Linked DNA regions of Homo sapiens: region 1 is linked to region 2. A link is an interaction called in ENCODE POLR2A ChIA-PET data of the cell type or tissue named here. Cell type or tissue: Caco-2. All regions are shown on one strand. Links, peaks and the distances in the headings refer to the core of each region. The heading gives the core; the rest is flanking DNA.

The links. Peaks named below come from ENCODE experiments on the same cell type or tissue, not always from the same donor. Only the 100,000 strongest peaks of a DNase experiment are listed, where the experiment ranks them.
Region 1: POLR2A ChIA-PET joins it to region 2 with 10 read pairs; 4 of 35 experiments call an interaction of 5 or more read pairs at or near these places.

Annotation. Positions count from the first base shown.
Region 1 is chr6:43,316,796-43,328,953 of GRCh38, forward strand. It overlaps the pseudogene RPL34P14. Among named protein-coding and RNA genes, the nearest start is that of CRIP3, 14 kb to the left of the region's middle. RefSeq lists a silencer at 11,716-12,010. In Caco-2, for the core only: no CTCF peak of the experiment used is centred there; no DNase peak of the experiment used is centred there.
Region 2 is chr6:43,239,770-43,251,927 of GRCh38, forward strand. TTBK1 (tau tubulin kinase 1) reads left to right here and starts at 3,712. Exons shown (of 15, transcript NM_032538.3): 1 at 3,712-3,939; 2 at 6,838-6,999. The coding sequence starts at 6,892. In Caco-2, for the core only: no CTCF peak of the experiment used is centred there; a DNase peak (open chromatin) is centred at 7,542; H3K4me3 peaks cover 707 bases.

The DNA of each region.
Region 1 (12,158 bases), core at 2,759-10,758, 77 kb after region 2:
GTAGTCATTCATAAGAACTTACTAATTAAGCTTAATTAGCATGTGGCACAATTATGTCTATCATTAATTATGTGGCAAATAAGAGAATGTGGGGAAGTGTTATGTAAACTATAAAGCAACCTTATAAATAAGGCTGCTATTATGTGTCAGGTTAGCTTTGCAGTGAATTTGATTACAACAACAAACTCCACCCATTTATGTCTTTGTAGGCTTGTTCAAGTACATGGTCATATGCCTGTGACTTTTTTTTTTTTTTGAGACAGAGACACACCCTGTAACCCAGGCTGGAGTGCAATGGCGTGATCTTGGCTGGCTGCAACCTCTGCCTCCCGGGTTCAAGCAATTCTCCTGCCTCAGCCTCCCAAGTAGCTGGGATTACAGGCATGCACCACCATGCCTGGCTAATTTTTTGTATCTTTAGTACAGATGGGGTTTCACTTTGTTGGCCAGGCTGGTCTTGAACTCCTGACCTTGTGATCTGCCCACCTTGACCTCCCAAAGTGCTGGGATTACAGGCGTGAGCCACTGTGCCCGGCCATGCCTGTGACTTTTAAGGCATTACCCAGAACTTTGTTCTTAGATAACTCTTTTGAAAGGGAAATCACTCAGTTCTGGTAAGTTAATGAAAAATCAGTCTTATTTCTTTATAGTTGTGTTTCTTAATCCTTACTACCCATAAACCTTTTGCTTTCTCATTGCATCTTCTGCATGTCTGCTCCAACTACAAAGCTTTACTTTCTGTAGTTTATATTACTTTTTAAAAAGGGAAACACACACAAAACAAAAAAAGACTGAATTTGCTTTCTTAAAACATACTAATCACCCCACCCACAGAGAACTGCTGCTGTATAGTTATAAACATCATTTATGGCTCTAGCAAGAGTCTGTTTAATTTTTTTCCCCCTCATTTTCCAGCATCATCTTGCCATTACATGAACCTGTTGAGAGTACTCTGTATAAAGCTAATAGTGGTTAGCTGCTTAGGGATATTGAGTAGGCTACATTTTGTGATTCAGTGGCATCAACTAGACTAATTCAGAATCAAGACTGCAGGAAAGGACACCCTAAACCTTTGCCATGAGTGCCTTCAACCTATGTTTGCGAAGAAATCAATAACATCTTTAAACGATGGTTTTTCATGCAAAGATGGATTTGGCTTTTCAAGTATTCACTTAGAAATGTGTATTTCATCTGAAAATATATAAAAATAACTACCTACAAATAATTTGCAGCATGAAAAATGTATCCATATGCTGGAAACTGAGGAGGAATAGAAAGAAGTGAAACTTGGTAGTCAGCTTGCTTATAAATCTGATAGATGGTGGCAATGCTCCGTGGAGTTGGCGTAAAGTCCTAGTAACTTCCTCATCTTCATGCTAAGGTCTGGAGGGTAATTTTTAAATAATATACAAAAATAGTCCTTACAGGTCATGAGACTATGTTAATGCTATGTTAATGAGGCTAAAACAGTTTAATCTTGTGATTCATACAAATGCAAATGCTTACCTTTCCATAGAGGAGTCTTTCATTTCCTCTATGAAGCTCAAGGTCACAGAATCAGGAGTCAAATTCCACCCTCTTCCCAAATCCAAAATGATTGGGCTTTTCCTCTTCTTCTCCTGGGCTTTTGGAACAGGCAGAGCTATAAAGCGCTTATTTGTAATTTCTACCCTCCTATTACCAAAAAAGAAGGCAGCATCTTAGTGGAGACAAGAAACTGAACACTGATCTTTTGATAAAAGCCATAAAGAGAAAGTCTACAAAGAAGGCACTGAACCTTTGTAGCTTTATATTTTTATTTTCTACTTTGAAGCATTTCCTTTGAAGAACCTCATCTCTCCCTATTCCATGTTAATTCAAATTTGTCTATGTGGTTTAATAAGGCAGACCCTGCCTTCTTATGATGAGCTTGTAACCTGGACCTGGTCCGAGTACTTCACCCATCTGACCATAGTAATTGTTCAGGTATAGAAATGTGGCTCAAATCAGACTAATCATCATCCTCCCTAAGACTGGTATTATAAGAAAGGATATACTCTCAATTTCTAGATAGAAGCCTATAAGGACCAGACAGCTTGAAACTGAAGGGGGTATCTTGCCTCTGAGTAGAGAGACTTCTGAAAATAAGGCCAAGCAGAGCAGAAGGACTGGGGAAGAGAGAATCCAGATGACATCTCTGACCTTCTGGATGTGGCTCTCAGTTTCCTGGTTACCAACCCATAAGTCACCACTCCGATCGTCTTTCTTAAGTTTATTTGCATTAGGTTTCTTTTTTTCTTCTTCTTAACCACTAGACAATATAGAAAGTATTAGGTTTCTGACACAACCCCAAGGGTCCTAATTAACAAAACACGTATCTTTATACAATATAAATGTTTCTTGCACATAAGAATATATTGAGGCTGGGTGTGGTGGCTCACACCTGTAATCTCAGCACTTTGGGAGGCCAAAGCGGGTGGATCACCTGAGGTCAGGAGTTTGAGACCAGCCTAGCCAACATGGCGAAACCCTGTCTCTACTAAAAAAAAATAAATAAACGGGCATGATGGCAGGCACCTGTAATCCCAGCTACTTGGGAGGTCGAGGCAGGAGAATCACTTGAACCTGGGAGGTGGAAGTTGCAGTGAGCCAAGATCGCACCATTGCACTCTAGCCTGGGCGACAGAGCAAGACTCCATCACAAAAAAAAAAAAAAAAAAAAAAAAAAAGAATTATATCTGGCAAGTGCTGTGGCTCATGCCTATAATCCCAGATTTTGGAAAGCCAAGGTGGGTGGATTGCTTGAGCCCAGGAGTTCAAGACCAGTCTAGGCAACATGGTGAAACCCTGTCTCCACAAAAAACAAAAATTAGCCAGGTGTGGTGGCACACACCTGTAGTCCCAGCTACTTAGGAGCTGAGGTAGGAGGATTGCTTGAGCCCAGGAGATTGAGGCTGCAGTGAGCTGTGATCATGCCACTGCACTCCAGCTTGGGCAACAGAACAAGACCCTGCCTCAAAACAAAACAAGAATTATATCATCTTGTGTAAAGTTATGATATTGTAGGTAGTTTTACATACGTATTTGCTTAATGCATGATTTAAAAGATAACATGGTGGGAAAAAAAAGGGCTGGAAAATAAAGGCTGGAAAAAAATGTACTGGAAAATTGAGGAAAAAGCAAGTTCAATTATGAACATAATTATGAACAAGTTCAATTATGAACTAGTTCATAATTATGTTAAAACTTAATCCCCAATGCAATAATATTTAGAGATAGGGCCTTTAGGAGGTGGTTAGACTATGAGGGCAGAGGCCTCATGAATGTGATTAGTGCCTTTATAAAAGAGGCCAGGGAACCTGTTTGCCCTTTCTGCCATGTGAGGTTACTGTGAAAAGACTTTCATCTATGAGGAAGAAGGTTCTCACCAGACACCAAATCTGTAAGCACCTTGATCTTGGACTTCCCAGCCTTTGGAACTGTGAGCAGTAAATTTCTGTTGTTTTTAAATTACCCAATCTAAGCTATTTTGTCAGAGTAAGCTGAATGGATTAAAACATCAATTAAATGACAGAAATTGGCAGAATGGATAAGAAAAAACATGATCCAACTATATGCTGTATATAAGAGATTCATTTTATTTTACTTTATTCTTCTTAAAATTTTGTTTACAGCTCCTTTCTTACCTGAAGGAGACTCATTTTAGATCCAAAGATAAACATAGGTTGAAAAGAATGAAAAAAGATATTCCGTGGAAATAGTAATCAAAAGAGAGCTGAGATAGATATACTAACACCAGATAAAACAGACTTTCAGTAAAAAAAATTGTTAAAAGAGGCTGAATGTAGTGGCTCATGCCTGTAATCCCAGCACTTTGGGAAGCTGAGGAAGGAGGATCACTTGACGCCAGGAGTTCAAGACCAGCCTAGGCAACACAGTGAGACCCCCATTTCTACAAAATAATTTTAAAATAATTAGCTGGGCGCCATGGCATGAGCCTACAGTCCCAGTTACTTGGAGGCTGAAGTGGGAGGATTGCTTGAGTCCAGGAGCTCAAGGATGCAGTGAGCTATGATCCTGCCATTGCACTCATGCCTACCCAAGCAACAGAGCAAGACCCTGTTTCTTAAAAAAATAAATAAATAAATAAAATAAAATAAAAAAAGTTGTTACAAGAGACAAAGAAAGTCATTATATATTGATAAAAGGGTCAAATGATCAAGAAGAAATATAGCAGCTATAAACATACATGCATCAGACAACAGAAGCCCAACATATATGTAGCAAGTACTGACAAAACTGAAGGGAGAGAAATATGGTTGTCCTTCTGTATATGCAGGGGATTGGTTCCAGGACCCCTGTTGGATAACAAACTCTGCAAGTACTCAAATCCCTTATATGAAGTGGTGTACTATTTGCATATAACCTATGTACATCCTCCTATATACTTTAAATAATCTCTAGATTACTTATAATACCTAATAAAATATAAATGCTATGTAAACAGTTGGTATACTACAATTGTTTTTATTTGTATTTTTTAATTGTTGTATTATTATTTTTTATTTTAACTTTTTCAAATATTTTTGATTCATGATTGGTTGAATCTGTGGATGTGGAATCCATGGTTATGGAGAGCTGATCATAGACAGTTCTACAATAATAGTTGGAGACTCCAGTACGACACTTCAATAGTAAATAGAACATCTAGACAGAAGTTTGATAAGAAAACAGAAGACTTTAACAACACTAAACCAAGTAGACCTAACAGACATATAAAACACTTTACCCAACAATAGCAGAATGTGCATTCTTTTCAAGTGTATGAAACATTCTCCAGGACAGATCATGTGTTAGGTCATAAAGCAAGTGTGGCTACAAAATAATACATTAGAAAAATACCTAAATCATACAAGTATCTTCACCAACCACAATGCAATGAAGCTAGAAATCAGTAACAAGGAAAACTGATAAGTTCATAAGCATATAGAAATTAAACAACACGTTCTTTTTTTTTTTTTTTTGAACAGTGTCTTGCTCTGTCACCCAGGCTGGAGTGTGGTAGCATAACCATAGCTCACTGCACCCTGAACTCCTGGGATCAAGTGATCCTCCCACCTCAGCCTCCTGAGTAGCTAGGACTACAGGCTCAAGCCACCACAGCCAGCTAACTTTTTATTTTTATTTTTTGGTAGAGGTGAAGTTTTGCTTTGTTGCCTGAAATGATCTCAAACTCCTGACCTCAAGCAATCCTCCCACCGCAGCCTCCCAAAATGCTGGGATTACACTGTAAACCATTACAAGCATGAGCCACTACACCTGGATAAACAATACGTTCCTAAAACAATCAATGAGTCAAAGAACTCATAAAAGAAGGTATAAAACACTTTGAGATGAATAAAAACAAAACCACAACACTTCAAAACTTATGGGACGCTGTTAAAAATGTGCCAAGAGAAATTATAGCTGTAAACACTTACTTTATTAAAAGATTTCCAATCTGACCAGGTGCAGTGACTCACGCCTGTAATCCCAGCACTTTGGGAGGCCAAGGCGGGCGGATCCACCTGAGGGCAGGAGTTCGAGACCAGCCTGGTCAACATGGTAAAACCCCATCTCTACTAAAAATACAAAAATTAGCCAGGCGTGGTGGCACATGCCTGTAATCCCAGCTACTTGGGAGGCTGAGGCATGAGAATCACTTGAACCCAGGAGGTGGAAGTTGCAGTGAACTGAGATCATGCCTCTGCACTTCAGCCAGGGTGACAGAGTAAGACTCTGTCTCAAAAAAAAAAAAAAAAAAAAAAAAAAAAAAGATCTCCAATCAACAACCAAATATTACACCTTGAGGAACTGAAAAGAGAAATGTAAATTAAATGAGAAGCTAGCAGGAGGAAGGACACAGAAACAATTAGAGCAGAGATAAAGGAAATAAAGAATAGAAAAACAATAGAGGCCAGGCGCAGTGGCTCACGCCTGTAATCCCAACACTTTGGGAGGCTGAGACGGGCAGATCACCTGAGGTCAGAAGTTCAAGACCAGCCTGGCCAAAATGGTGAAACCCTGTCTCTACTAAAATATAAAAAAGAAGCCAGGTGTGGTGGCCTGCACCTGTAATCCCAGCTATTCAGGAGGCTGAGGCAGGAGAATTGCTTGAACCTGGGAGGCAGAGGTTGTCGTGAGCTGAGATCACGCCACTGCACTCCAGCCTGGGCAACAGGGCAAGACTATCTCTCAAAAAAAAAAAAAAAAAAAAAAGGAAAAGAAAATCAATCAATGTAATATACCACATTAATAAAAGAAAAAACTCCACATATGATCATCTCAATTGACACAGAAAAAATATTTGATAAAATCCAACACCCTTTCATAATAAAAATTCTCAAGACACTAGGAATAGAAGGGAACTCCTTCAACATGATAAAGGGCATCTATGAAAAACCTACAGCTAACTTCATACTCAGACTAAAGTTTTCCCCTTATGATCAGCAGTAAGACAAGGATGCTACTTTCACCACTGCTACTTAACATTGTATTGAAGTTCTAGCTGGAGCAATTAGGCAAGAAAAAGAAAAACTATCTCTATTGTAAGATGACATGATTTTATGCATATAAAAATCCCAGGGTGGGTGTGGTGGCTCACTCCTGTAATCCCAGCACTTGGGGAGGCTGAGGCAGGAGAACTGCTCTAGCCCAGGAGTTTGAGACCAGCCTGAGCAGTATAAATTTTAAAAATTAGCCAGGTATGGTGGTGTACATCTGTGGTCCCAGCTGCTTGGGGGACTGAGGTGGGAAGATTGCTTGAGCCTAGGCTGAGGGTGTAGTGAGCCATGATCACACCACTGTACTCCATTCTGGGTGACAGAACAAGACTCTGTCTCAAATAAGTAAATAGATAAATAAGTAAAATATAATAAAAAATAAAAATTTCCAAAGAATCTATACACACACAAAATCTACTAGAACAAGTAAATGAATTCAGCAAAGTTTCAGGGTACAAGATCAACACATGAAAATCAGTTGGGTTTCTATACACCTGCAATGAATACTTTGAGAGGAAATTAAGAAACCAATTACAATAGCATATAAAATAATAAAATACTTAGTATTAGATTTAGCCATGGAGGTGAAAGACATACACAAAAACTACAAAATACTGCTGAAAGTGATTAAAGACGACCTAAATAAATGAAAAAGTATCCCATGTGTAGGGATCAGAATACTTGATATCAAGATGATAATATTCAAAGCAATCTACAGATTCAATGCATTCCCTATCACAATTTCAAGATTTTTTTGCAGAAATGGAAAAGCTGATCCTCAAATTCACATGAAATTGCAACAGGGCCCAAAGAGCTAAAACAATCTTGAAAAAGAACAAGGTTGGTGGACTCCTTCTTCTCAATTTCAAAACATACTACAAAGCTACAGTAAGCAAAACAGTGTGGGACTGGCATAAGGAAACACATATAAATCAATGGAGTAGAATGATGAGTTCAGAAATAAACCCATACATCTATGGCCAACTGATTTTCACTAAGGGTGCCATGATTCTTAATGGGCGAATAAACAGTCTTTTCATAAACGGTGCTGGGACAACCAGATATTCACGTGCAACAAATGGAGTTGGATCCCTCACACCATACATAAAAATTACTCAAAATGGAACAACAACCTAAACATAAGAGCTAAAACTGTAAAACTCTTAGAAGAATACAAAAGGGTAAATCTTTAAGACCTTCGATTTGGCAATCAAAGGATATCATGAAACTGAAAAGACAACCTAGAGAATAGTTGTAAGTCATATATCTGATAAAAACCAGTATGCAGAATATATAAAGAATCCTTACAATTCTACAACAGAAAGACAAACATTCCAATTTTAAAATAGGTAAAGGACTTGAATAAATATTTCTGCAAAGAAGATATAAAAACGGCCAATAAGGCCGGGCACAGTGGCTCACCCCTGTAATCCCAGCACTTTGGGAGGCCAAGGCGGCCGGATCACTTGAGGTCAGGAGTTCAAGACCAGTCTGGCCAAAATGGCAAAACCCCATCTCTACTAAAAATACAAGTATTAGCTGGGCATGGTGGCCCACGCCTGTAATCCCAGCTACTACAGAGGCTGAGGCAGGAGAATCACTTGAACCCAGGAGGCGAAGGCTGCAGTGAGCTGACACTGTGTCACTGCACTCCAGTCTGGGTTAGAGAGTGAGATTCTGTCTCAATTAAAAAAAAAATGGCCAGTAAGTACATGAAAAGATGCTCACTGCTGGGAGCAGTGGCTCACACCTGTAATCACAGTACTTTGGGAGGCCAAATAGAAGGATTGCTTGAGCCCAGGAGTTTAAGACCAGCCTAGGCAACATAGCAAGACCCCGTTCTCTACAAAAAATAAAAAATTAGCTGAGTGTGGTAGTGTGTGCCTTTGGCCCCAACTACGCAGGAGGCTAAGGTGGGAGGATCACTGGAGCCCAGAAGGTTGATGCTGCAGTGAACCGTGTTCCCACCACTGCATGCCAGCCAGGGCAACAAAGCAAGACCCTGTCTCAAAAACAACAACAAAAGAGATGCTCAGTATCGCTGTCATAAGGAAAATGTAAATTGAAACCACGATGAGATACTAGGATGGTTATATTTTAAAAAAGGGGAATAACAAGTGTTATGGAGAAATTGTACAATGCTGTAGGGATGTAAAATGATTCAAGTGCTATGGAAAACTGGCAGTTCCTCAAAAAATTAAACATAGAATAGCCGTATGACCCAGCAATTTTACTTCTAGTAAATACCTGAAAGAATAAAAAAACAGGTACTCAAATACTTATGCAGGAAATGTTCATAGCAGCATTATTCGAAATAGCCAAAGGTGGAAACAACTCAAATGTCCATCAGCAAATGAATGGATAAACAGATTGTGATATATACATATAATGGAGTATTATTCAGCTATGAAAAGGAATAAAACACTGATACATACTACAACATGGATGAATCTCAAAAACATTATGCTAAGTGAAAAAATAGTAACACAAAAATACAGATGAAAGGTCACACATTGTATGATTTTATTTATATGAAATGTCCAGAATAGATAAATCAATATAGAAAGAAAACAGATTGGTGATTGCCAGGGGCTGCAGGTAGGTGGGAATGGGGACTAACTGCTTAAGGGAAATAGTGTTTTATTTTGGGTGATGAAAATTTCACATATTTTATAATGTAAATTTCACCTCGATTTTTTTTTAAAAAGTACCAGAGATTGTTATAACAGTCAGATTACTGGTTACATTTTGGGGAAGTGGTAACTGGAAGATAACATGAGAGGAGCTTCCAGGGTGTTGGTCATATTTTATTTTTTGATTTGGGTGTTGGTTACCTAGGTCTGTTCACTTTGTGAAATTGTTAAGCTTAACACTTGTAATGTGTTTTGTTTTTTGTTTTTGAGATAGGGTTTTACTATCATCCAGGCCAGAGTGCAGTGGTGCAATCATGGCTCACTGTAGCCTCTACCTCGTGGCCTCAAGCGATCCTCCCACCTCAGCCTCCTGAGCAGCTGGGACTAAAAGCACCCGCTCCCATGCCCAGCTAATTTTTCTATTTTTTGTAGAGACAGGGTCTTGTTATTTCACCCAGGCTGGTCTTGAACTCCTGGACACAAGTGATCCTCCCGCATGTTGATCCTATCCAACATGGATAGGAGATTCATCCATGTTGGCCTCCTAAAGTGCTAGGATTACAGGCATGAGCCACTGTGCCCAGCCTGTTTTTAAAATATGAACATTGTACTTTAATATAAAAGTTTACTTAGAAAAAAGTTAAGGCCGGGTGCGGTGGCTCACGCCTGTAATCCCAGCACTTTGGGAGGCTGAGGTGGGCAGATCACAAGGTCAGGAAATCAAGACCATCCTGGCTAACACGGTGAAACCCCATCTCTACTAAAAATACAAAAAATTAGCCATGAGTGCTGGCGGGCGCCTGTGGTCCCAGCTACTCAGGAGGCTGAGGCAGGAGAATGGCCTGAACCTGGGAGGTGGAGCTTGCAGTGAGCCGAGATTGCGCCACTGCACTCCAGCCTGGGCAACAGAGGGACAGAGCGAGACTCCGTCTCAAAGAAAAAAAAAAGAAAAAAGTTAAATGGGGCCGGGCATGGTAGCTCACCCTGTAATCCCAGCACTTTGGGAGGCCGAGGCGCATGGATCACCTGATGTCAGGAGTTCGACACCAGCCTGGCCAACATGGTGAAACCCCATCACTACTAAAAATACGAAAATTAGCTGGGCATGGTGGCGGGCGCCTGAAATCTCAGCTACTCGGGAGGCTGAGGCAGGAGAATTGCTGGAACCCAGGAAGCAGAAGTTGCAGTGAGCTGAGATCGTGCCATTGCACTCCAGCCTGGGCAACAACAGCTAGACTCCATCTCAAAAAAAAAAAAAAAAGAAAAAAGTTAAACGGTTACCATATGACTATATATTCCTAGTTGTGCACCCTAGGGAACTAAAAACGTATATTTACACAAAAACTTGTACATGAATGTTCACAGATTATTCATAATAGGCAAAATATGAAAATAGCCCAAATGTCCAACAATTAGTAGACAAAACATGGTATATCCATACAGTGGAATAACTAGCCATAAAATACAATGATACATGGTATAACATGGATGAACTTTGACAACATTATGCTAAGTGAAAGAAGCCAGACACAAAAGAAATTTATTGTATGATTCCATTTATATTAAATGCTCAAAATAGGCAAATCCATAGAGACAGAAAGGAGACTGGTGATTGCCAGTGGCTTGGGAGTAGGGGTGACTGGGAGTATCTGCTAATGGGTATATGTTTTTTTTTAGAGGATGATGGAAATGTTCTGGAATTAGATAGTGGTGATAGTTGTACAACACTGAAGATACGAAAAATCACAGGACTATACACTTAAAAATGGTGAATTTGGCCAGGCACAGTGGCTCACGCCTCTAATCATATCACTTTGGGAGGCTAAGGTGGAAGGATCACTTGAGCCCAGGAAGTGGAGGTTGCTGTGTGCCATGATTGCAGGACTGTACTACTCCAGCCTGGACGACAGAGTGAAACCCTGTCTCAAAAAAATAAAGGTGAATTTTATGTTTTGTGAAATTCAACATATTAACTGTAATTCAATAAAAAAGATCTTACATATTTCATCATTCATAATACATGTGAATTCATATAAAATAAAAGAAGTCCAAAGGGGTCTAGAGGTATGGCAGACGTTCTCTTTCCCCTGTCTATATTTCCTTTACAATCGGCCACCATCGAAAAGTTGAGGAAGCCTAGAGCTCTCAGGAGCAGTCCTTTGAGCTTGTGTAGGGGCACTCAGAATGGTCCAGCATTTGACATACCATCATAGGCTTTCCTACAATATAGCCTCTAACAAAACCAGGCTGTCCCAAACCCCTGGTAATATAATTGTTTACCTTTATACCAAGAAGGTTGGGAAAGCACCAAATTCTGCATGTGGTGTGTGCCCAGGCAGACTTCAAGGGGTTTGTACTGTGAGACCTAAAGTTCTTATGAGATTGTGGAAAACAAAAAAAACATGTCAGCAGGGCCTATGGTGGTTCCATGTGTGTTAAATGTGTTCATGACAAGATCAAGCGTGCTTTCCTTATTGAAGAGCAGAAAATTGTTGTAAAAGTATTGAAGAGTCAGAAAGCTAAATAAAAATGAAGCTTTTTGAATAATAATAACAGAAAAAAGAAGTCCGAAAGGAAAAACAGTATTCTAAAAAATGTTCCCTTTCCCTCACCTATCCCCCAGATCAGTACAGCTCAGACACCATTGGAGAACTGAGGTCTAAGCAGCAAAGCAGGTGATGGAGGTAGGGCTGTGAGTCATAGTTTGTATGAAAGCTTGTGACCAACATCTTTGACTGTCCCTGAACAGAGGAATGTGACAGTTGATAAGAAACAGATCTTGGGCTGGAACAAAGGAGAGAAAGTGGTGGTGACCAACGTGTTGGCAGCCCTGGCACCAGGTTGCTTTCCATTGCTTCATCCACCAGGTCATGCCTCAGGAATAAGTAATCCTTAACTAATATATCAGCAGCATGAGGCCCTGAGGTACTTTTTGCCCTTGATTGACTTCTTATTCCACTGATGGCTTTGCTTAATATCATGAATATTCCCGAAAGTTACTAAA
Region 2 (12,158 bases), core at 2,802-10,801:
TATGTCATAATTAAGTTCAAGGGAAGGTACTATGCCTGGATGTGCACATAGGCCAGATTTATGTTTCTCTCCACCCAAACATCTCAGCAGAGTAAAGAATAATAAGGCAGCATTACTGTAAACATATCTCGCCTCCCACCATAGGGCAGTTTTTCTCCTATCTCAGAATTGAACAAATGTACAATCGGGTTTTATATCGAGACATTCAGTTCCCAGGGGCAGGCAGGAGACAGTCGCCTTCCACTATCTATCTCAACTGCAAGAGGCTTTCCTCTTTTACTAATCCACCTCAGCACAGACCCTTTACGAGTGTCGGGCTGGGGGACGGTCAGGTCTTTCTCATCCCACGAGGCCATATTTCAGACTATCACATGGGGAGAAACCTTGGAAAATACCCCGCTTTCAAGGGCAGAGGTCCCTGTGGCTTTCCGCAGTACATTGTGCCCCTGGTTTATTGAGACTAGAGAATGGTGACAACCTTTACCAAGTATACTGCTTGTAAACATTTTGTTAACAAGGCATGTCCTGCACAGCCCTTAAACCTTTATTTTATACAACACATGTTTTGTAAGCTCCAGGCTGAGTCAAAGTGGCTGGGTCAAAGTGGCTGGGGCAAAGTGGCTGGGGCAAAGCTACAAATTAACAACATCTCAGCAAAGCAATTGTTTAAAGTACAGGTCTTTTTCAAAATGGAGTCTCTTATGTCTTCCCTTTCTATATAGACACAGTAACAGTCTGATCTCTCTTTTCCCTACAAAACATGAACTATGTAAAAAAGACACATCATAAAATAGCTTACATAGCTAAATCCAGTGACAAAGAGAAAATCTTAAAAGAAACCAGAGGCATTGGGCTGGGCGCGGTGGCTCATGCCTATAATCCTAGCACTTTGGGAGGCTGAGGCGCACAGATCATTTGAGGTCAGGAGTTTGAGACCAGCTTGACCAACATGGTGAAACGCTGTCTTTACTAAAAATACAAAAAATTGCTGGGTATGGTAGTGCATGCCTGTAATCTCAGCTACTCGGGAGGCTGAGACAGGAGAATCACTTGAACCCGGGAGGTGGAGGTTGCAGTGAACCTAGATAGTGTCACTGCACTCCAGCAGTCTGGGTGACAGAGACAGACTCTGTCTCAAAAGACAAAACAAAACAAAACAAAGCAAAAAACAGATGCATAAAAGACATGTATTTCATACAAAGGAACAGAGATAGGATAATTGCAAATTTCTGATCAGAAACAATGCAAGTTAGAAGACAATAGAGCAACATTTTTAAAGTACTGAAAACAAAAGCAAAAAAGAAACTAGAATTCTAACCCAACACTCACATCAGACCATGTCTCATCTTTGCACAAAACTCCTCAGTGGTTTCCTATCTGAAAATCAGGCTCTCCAGGACACTGCCTCTGAGACAGAGATGATCGCACAGTAAGTTTATTGGGAAGTGCTCTGGTGATCAACCTCTGTGGAGGACTGAAGAAGGCAAGGTTGCATGGAAGGGGAAGTTGAGCTCTGATATAGTCTCAATAGAAGCCTCAGCTGTCCCTATTAATTTTGAAAATAGGATATCCCTTCAGAGCTGTCCCCAGTTGAAGCAAGGGGGTCAGGCCTTTATACTCATCAACTGGATGTGGGATGTCCCAGGAAGGGGGTATGATCTTGGATGAGGCAGCTCCCTTGGCCAAGGGCAATTCCCAGAGAACAGGTCAGCTGAAAGCAGTCAGCCTTCAACATCTCATATCTGGGAGAATAAGCACCTACATTCTGGAGGGAGATCTGAATGGCTCTCCACAGTATCCACTACAGTTCCAAAAACCAAATGGATAAAATCTAATCTTCTTAGCACTGCACACAAGGTCCTTCATGATCTTGCACACGCCCGCCCCAGCCTCATCTCATGCTGTCTTCTCAGCCTGGAAGTCTCTTTCATGCTCTGCCCTGGCCCCACTTGTCTGTTGGCAAACTTCTACTAATTCTACTAATTCCTCAAATTACAGTTGAATGTACCTCCTCCAAGAAGCCTTCCCTGACTACTCTTGCAGGCTCAATGATCCTTCCTCCCAATGTGGTGATTAGAACCATGGACTCCAGAGCCAGGGACTGAATTCCAGCTCTGCCACTTTCTAGCTGTGTAACCCAATGCATATTACTTAACCTGTCTGTATCTTAGTTTCCTCATCTATAAAACAAGGGATAACAATAGTACTCTTACTTCATAGGGTTGTCATCAGGATTAAAGCAATTAACATATGTAAAGTTAGAGTAGTATCTGGCAGAAGTAAATAACTGCTGCAATTGTTGTTGTTGTTGTTGTTATTATTGAGACAGAGTCTCGCTCTGTCATCCAGGCTGGCATGCAGTAGCATAATCACGGCTCACTGCAGTGTTGACCTCCTGGGCTCAAGAAATCCTCCCCCCTCAGCCTCCCGAGTAGCTGGGACTGCAGGTGCACACCACCACACCCAACTAATTTTTAAATTTTTTGTACAGATGAGGTCTCACTATGTTGCCCAGGCCGGTCTTGAACTCCCGGGCTCAAGCGATCCTGCTGCCTTGGTCCCCCAAAGTGTTGGGATTATAGGCATGAGCCATTGCACTTGGCCCATTGTTGTTGTTATTATTATTCAAGTTGCTCTGATGCATTTGTTGAAGGCATTAAGGAAGGAAAGAACTGGCTGGGCACAATGGCTCATGCCTGTAATCCCAGAAATTTGGGAGGCCAAGGTGGGCAGATGGCTTTGAGCTCAGGAATTCAAGACCAGCGTGGGGAACATGGTGAAACCCCGTCTCTACAAAAAATACAAAAATTAGCCGGGGATAGTGGCTCATGCCTGTAGTCTCAAATATTTGGGAGGCTGAGGCTGGAGACTCGCTTAAGTCCAGGAAGCAGAGGTTGCAATAAACTGAGACTGTGCCACTGCACTCCAGCCTGGGCAGCAGAGTGAGACCCTGTTTCAAAAAAAAAAAAAAAAAAAAAGAAGGAAGAAACTGAAAGAGACAGGCGGCATGCAGAATGTGTTGTTCAAGGAATGTTGGAATGTTGAGTTGTTGAGTAACCCAACATGTCAGAAGGGGAGTAATGGCCTAATGGGTCCATGTTGGGAAGATGTTTTGATGTTACAGTAAAGAGTGTCCATCTTATTTGGTAAGCAGTAAAAACCAATGGCAGAGTTTGTCCACAAATGAAAGAAAGGGCCAAAGAAAGAGAGACACAGATTGAGCCAAAAGATAAAGCATATAGGTGGTGAGGTGAGAATTGCACATGACGGGTGGTGGGTGCGAGTGTGGGATGGTCCCAGAAGTGGTGGGTGATGGGGACGTATGGGAGGATGGGTACAGGAGAGGGGGATGAGTTGAGAGGAAGGCGATATAAACATGTAGAGGATGGAGTGGGGAATCAGGCGAGACTGATGGGTCAGATGAGGAATTTTAGACATGCTAGGAGTGGGGAAGATAAAGGGTGATGGAGACAGGTGAGTTTTATGGGAACAGGTAAGGAGTGATGGGGCTGTGCTGGGAGATGGAGTCAAGCGGGTGGCAGAGAGCTGTAAGGAGAACCTGAGAGCTGGAGCGGGACAGCCAGAGAGTCCCAGGGCTGGAGGAGAGCGGAGCGGGGCCGTCGGAACGTGATGTCAGAGGAGGAGCCGTGATGTCAGAGCGGGCGGCGGGCGGTGATGTCAGGGCTGGTGCTGATGCTGGCGGCGCGGTGCATTGTGGGCAGCTCCCCGCTCTGCCGCTGCCGCCGCCGTCGCCCAAGGAGGATCGGGGCCGGGCCGGGCCGGGATGATCCGGGTCGGAAGGCCGCCGCCGCCGGAGGGAGCGGGTCACCCAACGCCGCACTGAGCCGCCCCCGCCCCGCCCCGGCCCCGGGGGATGCGCCGCCCCGAGCTGCTGCCTCCGCCGCCGCCGCAGCCGCAGCCGCAGCGGGCACAGAGCAGGTGAGGCGGGGCGGGGCGGGCCGGGGTCGGGGCGGGGGCTCCTTCGTGGGCTCAGGGGGCTCCGCCTGGCTCGCCTCCCAGCGCAGCCTTCTTGGGCTCCCCTCCGCGCTGCTGTCGCCGCCCGCTGGGCTGGGACGCTGGCCTACACCGCCTGGGCCGCGCCGAGGCCTGGAGCCGCTCCCTGTCCCCAGCACACAGACCTCCCTCCCCAACCCGTCCTCCGGGCACTTTGCTCCTCCCCACTCACCTCCGTCCCCTGTCCCCATGGCTTCACCCCTGGCTCTCCTGTCATCCCTGACGAATCATTCGGCTGTCTCCGTAACCTCCCTCCCTGTCCTCAGTCCCTCCATGCCTCCCACCTGCCTTCTTACCTACTTCCTCACCCCCTCAACTGTGCCCAGAGATCCCTCCCATGGTCCTATCTCTTCCTTGCCTGTCATCATTATCTCTCACGGGTCTCTATCCTACCCACCCCTCTCCTCTGATCCTGTCGCTCCTCATCCCTGCCATTCCCCTCTGCCTCCCTCCACACCTCTTTCACCTGTTCCCATCACCCCTCGCTAGTCTCCATCACCTCTCCTTACCTGGGCTCCCAGATTCTCACACACACCTGCTGACACCTTGCAGAGTTACACATCAACACTTGTATTCACAGGCCATGATGAGCTCCCACCAGTTCCACGTACCCCTGTGTACCATCACTGGCCCCACATGCTCCTATCTGCACTCTCTGACAGATATTCATACAAACTCCTGCATAAGCCCTCGCCTTCACCATGCGCCCATGTGCACATAGGGGTCTGAGGCGGCAGTAACGGGGCAGCCAAGTGTCCCATGTTTGTATCATCCAACCCAGTCTCAGCTGAGCATAGTCCTCAGACACAGAGAGAAGGAGGGTGGAGAGGGAGAAGCAGGTAACCCTCATTTATCTTCCTGGCTCCACTCTTCCTTCTCTTGCCTCATCTGTTTCTTTTTGGTTTGCTCATCTATAAAATGAGAGCAGGACACAAATTTTCCTTATCAACCTAACAGATCCACTGTCCCAGGACTGGAAAGCCCACCAGAGTTCACCCAGTTTAGCTTCTGAAGGCCCCCTCCCACCAGTTCAATTGCTTCTTCAGTCTTGTCCTCAACCTGTCTCCTCCACCTTTATTCTAGAACCCCCATCCCTACCTCTCCCTTCATCCTGCCACTGCCCTCACTGCCCTTCAAATTCCTGATGCCCCATATCCCACTTTGGCAGAAAGAGGGAAGTCCTGATGCTCTGAAGTTGTAAGGATTGGAGGAAACAGCTCAGCTTAGTCACTTGAAGAAAGAGAAAAGGAGTGGCAGCGTCCCTCCCCATGAAGATCCCTTCTCCATATGTCCACCATGGCCCATCATGAATTAGAAGGTGGTTTCCACACCTCCACGTCCCACCCTGTCCCCTATGGCAGGATGTCTAGATGCAAGAGCCCTGGGAAGTTATTTCATCCCAAGGAAAGGTGGGTTTATGTAGTTTCTACCCCATCTATACATCTCTTTAGCCACCTTCCTCCCCCGACCCGCAACCCCCAAACCCCAGCCTAAGTAACTTCCCTCTTTCTCTATTTGTGACTCTCCAGGGTCGTTGTGAGGGCACGGTAGTGTGCTTCTAAAAAGTGTGAGGGAAAGAGAAGAGGAAAATATCCTGGTTCCAAATCCTGTCCTGGGTTGGCAGAAATCTCAGAAAGTCATGTCTTCTGGCCCCTTGCCTACACACATGCATATCACACACAGACACAAAACACACACAAGAACACACAGATACAGAGATACATGTAGAAAAGCACACAGACACACAGAAAAGATAGACAAAGAAAGACACACAAAGAAACATACACACACAGAAGGATACATGCACAGATACACACACAGACATACACACACGCACACATGGGCATTTCTCCGGTAACATGTGCCTGTCTTTCCCAACCCCCGCCGTTGGGAAACTCTCCCTGATATCTAAATTCTACCTGTCCTAATTCGAGGAGAGATGTGTTCTTTCTTGTCGATTCCTAAGCAGACACAGAAAGGTGTGGTCAGAGGCTTTCTCACCCCATGCCCACCCAGACCTGCTGTTCTCTTTCACTTCTCCTGCCTCCTGCTAGGCCCCTTCCATTTTCCTGTCCTCCCCAGTTCAGCCCACTTCTGTCCCTCTGGAGTGGCCACAAGGTTGCTGTCTATCTGAAATCCATGTCTTGAGTCCATCACCTGTGTTCACCCCATCTCTTATATCCTGACCTCCCAACCCCATGGCTGTGTCAGTGGGTTCAGCTCACCCTGAGAAAGGTGTATGACTCTCAGCACATCCATCCCCCTCAGTTAACACCACCCTCAAGGGGCTTTAGTGCCTCCCCTCATTTTCTTGATTACCACATCTCCCAGGGCTGATTAGCAGGTCACTTTGGTGTGGGTGTCCCATGGGTCACCCCTTGGGTAGCAGGTCTTCCCTTTTCACTAAGCCTCTGTTGCACAGCTCCATGGACATTTTGTGGCACAGGGACTCCCCTAAGGGGGAGCCAAAGCCCAGGCCTCCCCTACAAGGGAAAGGGTCCCAGTCTGGTATGCCCCCTTGGTCAGCAAGTCTTCCTGGCATCAGTTAGAGTATGTCTCTCTCCCCTCGGCCTGTTCACTGTCATTTTCCTCTTCTTCATTGGTCAACATGTGTGTCCTGTTGCTGATTTTAAACATCTCTAGTTTGTAGTCTGTATCTCCCTTGCACTGGCCTTTATACAATCTTTCCCCTGGTAACTCCTGGAGCATCTGTCCAGTGGGGCCAGGAAGAATGCAGAGCAGGAGTGGAGCTCCTCTCCTCCATATCTGCCAGGTGGTCCTGGGTCCGCAGCCCGCCCTCACAGGCCCTCCTCACTCCCCTAGGTAGATGGCCCCCTCAGGGCAGGCCCGGCGGACACCCCTCCCTCTGGCTGGCGGATGCAGTGCCTAGCGGCCGCCCTTAAGGACGAAACCAACATGAGTGGGGGAGGGGAGCAGGCCGACATCCTGCCGGCCAACTACGTGGTCAAGGATCGCTGGAAGGTGGTGAGTGAGTGACCCGGCGGGACAGAGGGAGGGTAGCGGGGAGGGAGGCGAGGACCTGGAGACTTGTTAAAACCGGTGCCCTCCGCTCCCCTACCCTAAGAGGGAGGTGCCTCTAAGCTCATTTGCATACTGCTTGCATGTCATTATTTTTGCCAACACGTGTGGACAATAGCTTTCTCCCAGTGCCCTCTCTCGAGCCCCGCCCTCTCTCACCCCTCTTCCCGCTAGGTCACGTTGGTCAGGCCAAGCCCGGAACAACTCCTGGTTGGATGTCTGGGCAGGAGCTGCAGAGGCCAGTGTGGCGGAGGAGGAAGAGGGGTGGGGGAGGGAGCTTTTTCTCTGACGGACCTTGGAGAAGGGCAGTGGACGAGCATGTGTCCCTCCGCTTCCGCAGAGGACGGAAAGGCTTGGGTTTGGGGAAAGAGGCCCTGCAGGCTGCTCCCGCCGCACCCGCACTCCATCTTCTCCATCCAGCCTCCTCCCCTCGCCGGGTCCTGCGGCAGGTGCAGCACGGCGAGACTCCATCTCCCGGCGTGCCCTGCTCCTCCAGCCCGGGGCTTCGGGCTGCTCGGCCTGCTGGGAGTTGTAGTCTCAGCCTCCTCGGGAGCCGGGCCTGCCTCGGAGCGGGGGCGTGAGGGCTGGGGGAATGATAGTATTTGGGGAGCGAGACCTACTGTAAATCACCTCCCTTTTTCCGTCACTTAATAGCGCTCTGGTGTCCTCTTATTATTGTGGGGGCAGGATAATGTGGGGCAGACTGTGGGCGGCAGTGTGGGGAAACCCGTGTGTGAGCCTGTGGGACTGCACCGGAGTGGGGAGCCAGGGGGAGGGGAGGGAGAACAACAGAGGTCAGGTACACTCCTGACCTCTGAGTCGTGTGTGTGTGCGTGTGTGCTTGGCGCGTGTGCGCACCCGCGTGCTTTAGTGGGGAGGCTCAGTTCACGGGAGTGCGGGGTTGGAGAGGAGGGTGAGGCCCGGGTGCAGGCGGGTCTCCACGGCAACAGCCACCGGCCGTGCAAGTCCCCTAGAAACCTAGAAAGAGGCAACGGTGGCGACGTTTTCAGAGATGTCTCTGGGACTGGGGGTTGGGAGTGGAAGGGATGAAGAGGAGGAGACTTCTAGGGGTCCCCAAGGGATGAGGAAAGGGGCTGTTTATGTCCCAGAGGGGGACTTCCTGAGAGGGAGAGTACAGAAATCGGGGGAGGAAGAGCCAGGGCAGTAATAAAAGGAACGAGGGTCTGGCGAAGACAGGAGTGTTCCTCTGAAACCTCGGGGCCCCTGGCACCGGAGCTTAGTTTCTGGCGGATTGGAGGCAGAATGACATTTGCACTGAAGTGGTGAGGAAAAGACAGTTTTTACACACATGTTGAGTTTAGGCTGGAACTTTTTTGTGATTTCTGAGGGAAGGAGTAGAAGATGAGTGGGGAGCGAAATGGAGCAGGGAGCTGGGGGGAGGGCAAGCATGGCAACCTCTCCTCACCTCCGACCCCCACCCCTGGAGTGTTAGAGAGGGTGAGGGGCCACATGCTTCCCTTCAGCCTGTTCCAAGTGAGGATGGCACTGAGGTGGGAGGCAGAGCTCAAGAACCAAGGCAAACTGCCCATAGATCTTGGTGGCCAGAAGAAAAAGGGGGTCAGTGGCACTAGATGTGGCATTTAAAAATAAATACGTGGACCAGGCATGGTGGCCCATACCTGTAATCCCAGCACTTTGGGAGGTTGAGGTGGGAGGATCACTTGGGGTCACGAGTTCGAGACCAGGCTGGCCAACACGGTGAAACCTCATCTCTACTAAAAATACAAAAATTAGCCGGGTGTGGCAGTGGGCGCCTGTAATCCCAGCTACCTGGGAGGCTGAGGCAGGAGAATCACTTGAACCTGGAAGGCAGAGGTTGCAGTGAACTGAGATCATGCCATTGCACCCCAGCCTGGGCGACAGAGCAAGACTCCTCCTCTAAATAAATAAATAAATCCTCAATACTTGGCAGGCTGAGGCAGGAGGATCGCTTGAGCCCAGGAGTTCAAATCCAGCTTGGTCAACCTGTCTCTAAAAACATAAAATAATAACATCTTATTCATCTTGAGGGGTGCTTCTCAGAATCAGAATAGCAAACAATAATAGTAATAATGACTTAGTATTTGTTTTGAGCATTCACTGTTGCCAGGCATTGTGCAAAATGCCTCATGTGCATTATCTCAAGAACTTACCAAGTAGATTTGTATTCCCATTTATTAATCCCATTTCACAGGTGTGGAAACTGAGGAAATTGCTTAGCTAATTTGCCAAATTTCCATGACTAGTAGGTGTCATGGGCTGATTCTTGTCAGGTCTGTCTGACAAGAATCAGCCCATCCAAGAATCAGGACCACTGAGCTGAAGAAACCTTTGTGACCAATTCTAGTCCAACTCTATTCATTTCACAGAGGAGGAAGAGTGGAGGCTCAGAGAGTTTAAGAAACTCACCCCAGGTCACCCAGAGCTGGCCAAGAAACCAGGTCTCCTTCCTCCCAAGGACCAGTGCCGATCCTATTGTGTCATATTTCTCCTCTAGTTTAGGGAGGTCCTTCAGCAGGGGCTGAGATCATGTAAAATTTAGCAGGAGTGGAGAAAAGGGAGACTGAGAGAATATTCCTATTACTGGACTATGGGCAGGGCCACATTGTGACTTTCATGGGCCCCTTCCTCCATAAGAAAGTACTTAAAATTGTATTTTATGACTGCATTGGTATAAAGAGGAATATATTAATATTATATACTAGATTGTTCTCTTTGACCTAAAGGTTCATTTTTTTCCCCTGATGATTTTTTTTTTAATTTTATTTTTTTGAGACAGGGTCTCACTCTGTCGCCCAGGCTCGAGTGCAGTGATGAGATCTCGGCTCACTGCAACCTCTGCCTCCCAGATTCAAGCAATTCTTATGCCTCAGCCTCTTGAGTAGTTGGGATTACAGGCACCCGCCACCACACCTGGCTAATTTTTGTATTTTTAGTAGAGATGGGGTTTCACCATGTTGGCCAGGCTGATCTCAAACTCCCGACCTCAAGTCATCCACCCACCTCAGCCTCCCAAAGTACTGGGATTACAGGCGTGAGGCACCATGCCTGGCCTCCCTTATGATTTTAAAAGAAATTAAAACATTTTCATGGACCCCCTAAAGGTATCGGGGCCTAGTCACTGTGTCTCATGGATAAGTCAGCCCTAGCTGTGGTGCAAGGGAGAAGGGTTGTTGGTGGAGTGGGTGGTGAAGATACCCAGTTCCCTGTCTTATGGAGGTTCCATAATGGGTGGGGGGTGGGTGGGGAAGAAGGGGTGTAAAGAAGGAGAAATAGGTTCTGCTGGGAAATGAAGGTGGTAGAGAAATACCCTAGGGCACCCTGGGAAATTGGGAAGTAGGTGTCATAAATGTCTTGGCTGTCCCGAGCCTTCCTGACTTATCTCTAGCAATGATTTCGGAGCCTGGCAGATCTGGGCTTGAATCTCAGCACTCACACTTTTAATGTTGATGGGTCCACAGTTTCTGTAACATTATGGATTCTGCATTTGATTGCCTGGGTTTAAATGAAAACTGCCTGGCTTTGCTTTTTTTTTTTTTTTTTTTTTTTTTAAGACGGAGTTTCTCTCTTGTTGCCCAGGCTGGAGTGCAATGGCGTGATCTCAGCTCACTGCAGCCTCCGCCTCCCGGGTTCAAGTGATTCTCCTGCCTCAGCATCCCAGGTAGCTGGGATTACAGGTGCCCGCCACCACGCCCCACTAATGTTTTGTAGTTTTAAATAGAGACAGGGTTTCGCCATGTTGGCCAAGCTGGGCTCAAACTCCTGGCCTCAGGTGATCCACCCACTTCAGCCTCCCAAAGTGCTGAGATTACAGGCGGGAGCCACCGCGCCTGGACCTGGCTTTGCTATTAACTAGCAGTGTGATGTGGGGCAAGGTATTGCATTTCCCATGCCTCAGTTCTCCTTCTGTGCAAAATGGGGAATCACATGACCTTCCTCACCTGTGTTGCCAGGAGCCTTTGGGGATTAACTGAGATGACATTTGTGAGACCAAGATGCGGTTTTCCCCTCCCCTTTGCCCTTTCCTCTGTTCTCGCACAAGCAAACCTTAAAGGAATCTAGAAGATATTCGCATCTCCCCAGAGTTTAAAGTACCCCAGAGGCAGACATGCCGTTGTTTCCAGTTAGTCTGAGTCTGTCCCCTCCTGGCTCTGAGATCCTGCCTTTAAATTTCATCTCTAAGAGAAAGGAATTCTGGTTTCTCACTGTTCTTCCTCCTTCCTCTTTCCCTGTCTCCTTCCCAGACACAAGCACCTTGAAGTTCCCACCCAGCATTCTGCTTCTTTTCCATATCTTCCCTTCCTGCTCCTGTCTCTTTCTGGAGTGAGTTCAATGGTAACCTGGGAACTCCCAGCCCTCCAGCTCCGCCTGGTCTTCCTCCCTCCATCCCGCAGTGTCAATCACCACTAAACAATCACAAGTCATCTGGGTACTGAACAGACGTTCGGGGCGGGTTCAGAGATGCAGGAGGCTGAGCGGCCAGAGTCTGCTGGTTGATCAGAGTCGCAAGCCAGCAGGACAGAATGAGGGTTTGGGAAGGTGCACAGAGCGGACAGGCCCCCAGTGAGGCAGCTCCCCGAGGGGGTGAGCATCAAGCTCTCCATCCTTCTTTCTTTTTCTTTTTTCAGTGGACCTCCTCTGAGATCATGTACATCTTTCTAAAACCAAACCAGTCTCAGCTTGGAACTCGGCACCGTCTCCCTGCTCCCCATGCCTGCCAGCAAAGCCCTCACCCTCCAGGACCCCCGGGCCTCTGAGCTGAAATGATTTTGAGCCCCTCCCCAGAACTCAGCTTTGCTTGGCTCCCTGCCAGCTCTTCCTTCACTTTATTGCGGTTCTCCTCCCCGCCTTTCTCACGCCTGCTTTGGGAGGCTGGAGGGGGGAGACGAGAGGGTCAGACCGCTGCTCCATTCCCTCCAGGCGCCGGTCCCACCACGCTCTCACAGTGCCCCCTGCCCTGGAGAGGAGGCTCATCCTGGTTGTGGGCATCTGAACAGGGACCTAGGGAGTGATGTGACGTGAACTTCGGCAGTGAGCATGGGCCGCGAACATCCTTTGCTGAATCCCCTTTTGCCCACATACTCTCTCCTTCTTGTGACTCTTGG